Linked DNA regions of Mus musculus: region 1 is linked to region 2. A link is a loop called in an ENCODE intact Hi-C map of the cell type or tissue named here. Cell type or tissue: heart. All regions are shown on one strand. Each heading gives the region's core, and the rest is flanking DNA. Links, peaks and the distances in the headings are about the cores only.

The links. Hi-C counts contacts between places; a loop is a spot of excess contacts. Peaks named below come from ENCODE experiments on the same cell type or tissue, not always from the same donor. Only the 100,000 strongest peaks of a DNase experiment are listed, where the experiment ranks them.
Region 1: a loop joins it to region 2, with 7 times the contacts of the local background. A loop is called at or near these places in 26 of 42 quality-filtered maps.

Annotation. Positions count from the first base shown.
Region 1 is chr7:74,366,154-74,369,069 of GRCm38, reverse strand. All of the region lies in intron 2 of Slco3a1 (solute carrier organic anion transporter family, member 3a1), which reads left to right. Among named protein-coding and RNA genes, the nearest start is that of Slco3a1, 190 kb to the left of the region's middle. In heart, for the core only: CTCF peaks have their summits at 603 (motif pointing right) and 1,529 (motif pointing left); no DNase peak of the experiment used is centred there.
Region 2 is chr7:74,702,025-74,704,940 of GRCm38, reverse strand. No RefSeq gene overlaps it. Among named protein-coding and RNA genes, the nearest start is that of Gm30459, 63 kb to the left of the region's middle. In heart, for the core only: a CTCF peak has its summit at 1,216 (motif pointing right); no DNase peak of the experiment used is centred there.

The DNA.
Region 1 (2,916 bases), core at 179-2,678, 340 kb after region 2:
AGACAGACCATAAGCAGAACTCTGAAGACACCACTGACTGACCAACTGTGTGGCAAAGGAGAGAAGGGAAGAAAAATGAGGGAACCTAGAGAGATTCAGCAAAGGAGGCAGTCACTAAGGCAGACTTAGGACGGTGTGTGGGATTTCAACTCTGCCTCCAATAGAGAAAACCTGGGTTGAGGGCTAAGCTGATTGAGGCCATGCTATCTAGCATTAGAGGCCACACCAGGTGTGCCAGGCACCACATCATGCTTTCATCAGAGTGTACACAGTACTGGCAGCGTACAGAGATGATTGACTGGCTGCCAGTGGAATTAAGGTTCTGCCCCGCCCCACGTCCATGCTTTAGACCAGCCCCCTCTCTGCCTTAGCCTCGGATAGAGCCCAAGCCCTTTCTTATCACTAGGTGCCTTCTAGATCCCGTCCACTGCCTTGGAGCTAAAGCTCAACGAGGAACCACAAGGTCAGCCTCAAAAGCCCAAGGTTCTCTACCTGACTACATATGTTACATATGTACTACACGTACTACATGTACTACATGTTACATTTTCTTGTGTTTGCATGTGAAGTGACCCACAGATTCTTGTGGGTGTGAGCACTCAGTCTTCAGCAGGTGGCGCTGTTCTGGGAGGGTGTAGAACTTTTGGTAGATGGAGCTTCCCTTGGGGAGGTAGGTCACCAGATCCGGCTTTATATCCTTGCCATCTTCTTGTTTGCTCTTTCTTTCTATCCATTCAGACATGAGCTCCTGCCACCACACACCACTGTCCTTTCCTGACAGACACAGGGTGTCCTCGAACCATGAGCCAAGATAAGTGTTGTCAGGTGTTTAGTCACGGTGACAAGAAAGATAGCTAGTCCAAGCTGAGGTGGGGAGTAGTGCCCATGCAGCATCCTGCTCTGCCTTCCTCAGCATCAGGGGCCAGGCCTACAGGATTAGTATTTATGTTTCCTAGGCGATTCCACTGTACAACCAAGTTTGAAGTTAGTGATAAGTCTGAGGGAAGAGCCACATGAGCTCTGCCTCTGTCATAGCCCTATGGCTTTAGCCGAGTTAGTGTTGTGTTTTCTTTATAAACTTTACATAGCAATAATTTTATTTCATGAATTGTGCACCGTCTGGAGTGTCTTAAGTGCTGGATAAATGGTTGCCACCCCTCCTTGCCTTCTCCCCTCCTCTTCCTCCTCTTCTTCCTCCTCAGACAAGAGCACATCAGTTAAAATGCTGTCAGACTGTGGCCAGTGAGCAATGGATAAATATGTATTGTGTGTCTTGCAGGCTTCCTGCTGTTTACCGATCATGTTTTATTCATGCATGTTGCATGCAGAAGGCTCCCTAAGAGGGGAGAATTTTCAACCTGAGGTTTGGAAGACAGAGAGCTAAATCTGTATAAATGGAGGGCAAGGAGGGCAACTGTAAGATGAGGAGAGCGACGTTCTCACCAAAGGTTTCACTGGCTACTGGCAAAGAGAGCCCGATGATGCTTGAAAAGCTGGGCGCTCCTTCCTTTCTAGACTGGTGCTGCCCTCTAGTGAGAGGAGTCACAGTCAGCCTGAGTGTCCTCATCCCGGAGGGGACCAGGCAGAGTTAAAAGAAAGGCAGCCCAGCTACAGAAACATACACTAAGGAGGGGACGCCATACAGGACATCCTCCCCAATCTTTTCAGTCCTGATACAGTTATGGTGACATCCGTCATATTGTGTGCACCCACCAATGTGTCTAATAGTCCCAGTTTGACAAGGCAGATATTCTTATTCCCAGATGTGGCATTGAGATATTATTGGTCATCTAGAAATTGAGGCATGAGCCAAAGTGGTTGAGTCTGACTGAGTCAACGGCCCTCTTTCTATGTTGTCATGGTAGCATTTTGTAGGGCAGTTCCTAGAACCCGAGGTCACATCCACCTCCTCTTAGAACCTGAGGTTATCTCCATCTCCACCATGGAGACGCTGGACGTCCTTAGAGCTGCTCCCTCCCCTCTCTGAGTTTCTGCTTTCTCATCCTACTCCTCAGACATGCTCCTCAGAATGGTTCCCTGACCACAACTTTATATGAAGAAGTGGTCACTCCAGGATGGCGGGGTGAGAGCGGCTCCACTTTCAGAATGTATTACTTTTACGACTACACAAACTAGAGATGAGTTAGATCATTCTCCTCCTACAGAGGCAGAAGCAGTCGCCAGCGTGTACCAGGCCAGATGTCACAGAAGAGAAATCTTCACATTCTGAGAGTAATCTCTGTATCTCTCTCCAGGACACCACTACATTCCCTCAAAGACTAGACTTTTTTTTTGTCAAGCACAGAACCCTTAGCTCTGCCCTTCCCCCACCCTGTGTTGTCTCACTCAGTTTTGTTAAGAAGTCAAGGCTGTCATGTGAGACCTCTGTCCTTTGGTGTCCTCCTGAGGCTGGGCTTTAGCTCCTCCCTTGCCACCTTCTCAAGGACAGCCAGGAGTGTCTGCTGCTTGCATTTCCCTTTGATTAGCACCTTGGACTCTATTGCAATCTCTGAAATAGTCTGTGCTTTAGACACAGTCTCTAGGGACCAGAGAGGTGACACAGATGGTAAAGTGTTTGCCTCGCAAGTGTGAGGACCTTAGTGCAGAATGCTAGAACCCATGCTAAGGTAGATTCCAGTGGTCCTGAGGCAAGAAGGGAGATTCCCCCAGAAGCTGGAGGCCTGCTCTCCTGTCCTACACAATGAGGACTAAGACATCCTGTGGCTACCAAGGTAGACAGTGAGGTGAACTCCCAAGGCTGTCCTCTACCTCTGTGTGTGCAGGTGTGTGTTTGCACTCACACATTCAAACACTTGCACACATATACACACACCATATACACATCATATACGCAGATGCTCTCTCTCTCTCTCTCCCTCTCCCTCTCTCTCTCTCTCTCTCTCTCTCTCTCTCTCT
Region 2 (2,916 bases), core at 242-2,741:
ATCTAGAATCACATAAAAAATTAGGCAAACTTTCTGGAAATAAGTCAGTTGATGGATATTTATTATTTATTTATTTATTTATTTATTTATTTATTTATTTATTTATGATTCATGATGCACAGTCTCCTGTCATTCAGAAAGAAAATCTAGTCATTTACTTGTGTCCCAAATGTCTCCATTAAAACCTGACAGCAGAGAACCCACAGTGGGTTCAATCACCACTCCACACTACGACACTGAATACCTGCCTGCCAAGTGAACATCAGCTCTGTGCTTCCTGCCCAAGGCATGGAGATAGAAGACGAGCTGGATCTCCAGGCTGCTCCGTCGGCATAGAACCCAATGGGAGGACATGAGTGTAGCTAGAGGAACCACCTTCTCAAGGACCTTACTACCTAGACCCTGGATGCTCAAAGCTTAATCCTGGCCCTGGCTGTCTGGAACCGTGACACCCCTGAAATGTGGTTAGTTCAGTAGAAGAACATTTATGGCTATTTAATTTCAATTAAAAATTATTATAATCTAGTTCTTGGAAAACTTTCACATTGGCTTGGATAAATAGAGGTAGAGGCTTCCTTTAAAATTATGTATTCATTAATGGCTTGTGTGTTTGTGTGTGTGTGTGAGAGAGAGAGAGAGACAGAGAGACAGAGAGACAGAGGCAGAGACAGAGACAGAGATCAGTATTGTGAGCCACTGAGTAACTATAAATGTCGTATCAGAGCACAACTTGAGCACTGAACTCGGGTTCTTAGGCTTGCAAACCAAGAGCTTTTACCTGATGATCCATCTCCTGGCTTGGATCTCCTTTCTGAACTTTAAAGATTACAAATCTCATGAAATTATGAAGTACAAGCTTTTAGTGCCATATTTGTCATGTGATATATGCGTTTTGAAATATATACAATGCTTCTAAGAATAATTATGAAAAGAATAGAAGATATCCTGATCATCTATGCAGTCATTCCATATTGAAAACAACAAAAATATACTTTGGATAGATGAGGGCCAATATGATAGTTAAGGTTAATCACTTGGAGCTTTTACAGTGTTTAATGTGGTTGCCAGAAACTCATAAATGATGTTCGCAGCATGTTATCTTAAACAGAGGTTCTCTGGAGGAAATAAGTGGTAAGGAAATAACAAATTGTTTTTTTTTTTTTTTTAAGATTTATGTTTTTATGTATGACTCTTCTAGCTGCATGTACATCTGCATGCCAGCAGAGGGCATCAGATCCCATTACAGATGGTTGTGAACCACCGTGTGGTTGTTCAGAACTGAACCCAGGACCTCTGAAAGAGGGATCAGTGCTCTAAACCGCTCAGCCATCTCTCATCCCCAAAATGTGCATTTTATGTGGTAAACACGACACTGAGAAATAAGGGACAAAAAGCTGGGCATCTCTTTTGAAGGGGATGCAGAAGTTCAGAGGCCTAAGAAAGCAGAAAAGAGGCAAGGTGGGTTCAGTTAGAGAACTAGACACCTGCAAACACCCAGAGGTAGAAACAAGCCTTGCTTATGAAGAATGTGAGTAAATTTCAAAGTTAGAAACTACAATTGAGGATAAAGATCAGGTCAGAAACCAAAGCAGCTTCTCTCCCGAAAGAAGAGACTCAGAGCTTACTTCGAGGTGGTGGGAAGTCTCTGTGACTCTTAATGAAAAGGACAACATGTCCAGAGCTCCTCTGCTTCTTGGTAGGGTGGGTGGATTTCTGATGATCGAAGGAGTTGATGCTAGAGTCTCATGCATGCCCACCACATGCCCTCTCACGGCTGTGCTCCTACCAGTGTGTGAAAGTGTGTGTGTGTGTGTGTGTGTTTAAAAGATATATTTAATTTCATGTGTACCCATGGAGGTCAGAAAGGGGCACCAGGTTCCCTGCAACCACACTTAGAATAATGTCACATATTCACACTTAGCCATAGTGTCGCCATTATTTACCCTACCCCACCTCAGGCCGTTTTAAAACATTCATTTTTTTTTAAGGGATTTTTCTAAGTTTCACAGGCTGGTCTCAAATTCACTTTGTAACCCTTACAGGTCTTGAACTTGCAAAGTTGCACTGGGGACCCCTCCACACAAGCAGAATGACAAGGCAGAAGAATTCAGAGACCCAGTGTTTGCCCTGCAGAGACGGATGCTCCACAGAGCAGAACAGAAAAGAAGGCAGCAACCAGTTCCAGGCTGAACAGTATGCAAATACAATCAATCATAAACAAGCATTTTTAGGAAACGAAGACATTTTATATGAATGTTGAGGTTATTTCTTGTTCTGTTACAAGGTACAGACTAAACCTGTGCAAACAAAAGCAAATATTTGCGAAAGCAAAGCTTATAACCTCAGTATGTATGAGCCTGTGACAAACTCAACAATTAATTGTGACCCCTTAGTATGAAAAAATGCAATTATTGGAAGAGAGAAGGCTGGCTGAGTTGTGAGGAAGGACTTTCCAGGTAATGTCTACACTGGTGTCCCTCTGATCCTGTGTGGTCAGGTCTCTTGTTCACATCATTGGCCTTCGGATTCTCTGAAGAAAACACCTCTGAATACAAATATTCCAATTTTGCCCCAGGACTCTCATTCTGTTCTGGCTTCATTATTGTTTCTAACCTCATTTCACTCCTAATTCACATTTCCTTTCCTACCAGGAGGTCAGAGCTCTTTATATATATATGGACATGTAAATTGTTGTATTTCTTGGTTTTCCATTAAGCACCCACCACTTGGGATTTCTGTACCATTCTGTGTCTCCTGAGGAGAGTTGAATGGATCAGAATTTTAAATGTATAAGTGCCCCAGGCTTCTTAGGAGAATTATATTCTGGAAGTAAAAAAAAAAAAATACAAACATAGATTTATAAATATAACAGGAAATGTCTTGGGCTTAATCAATGTGATAAAAACTAAGCCATTA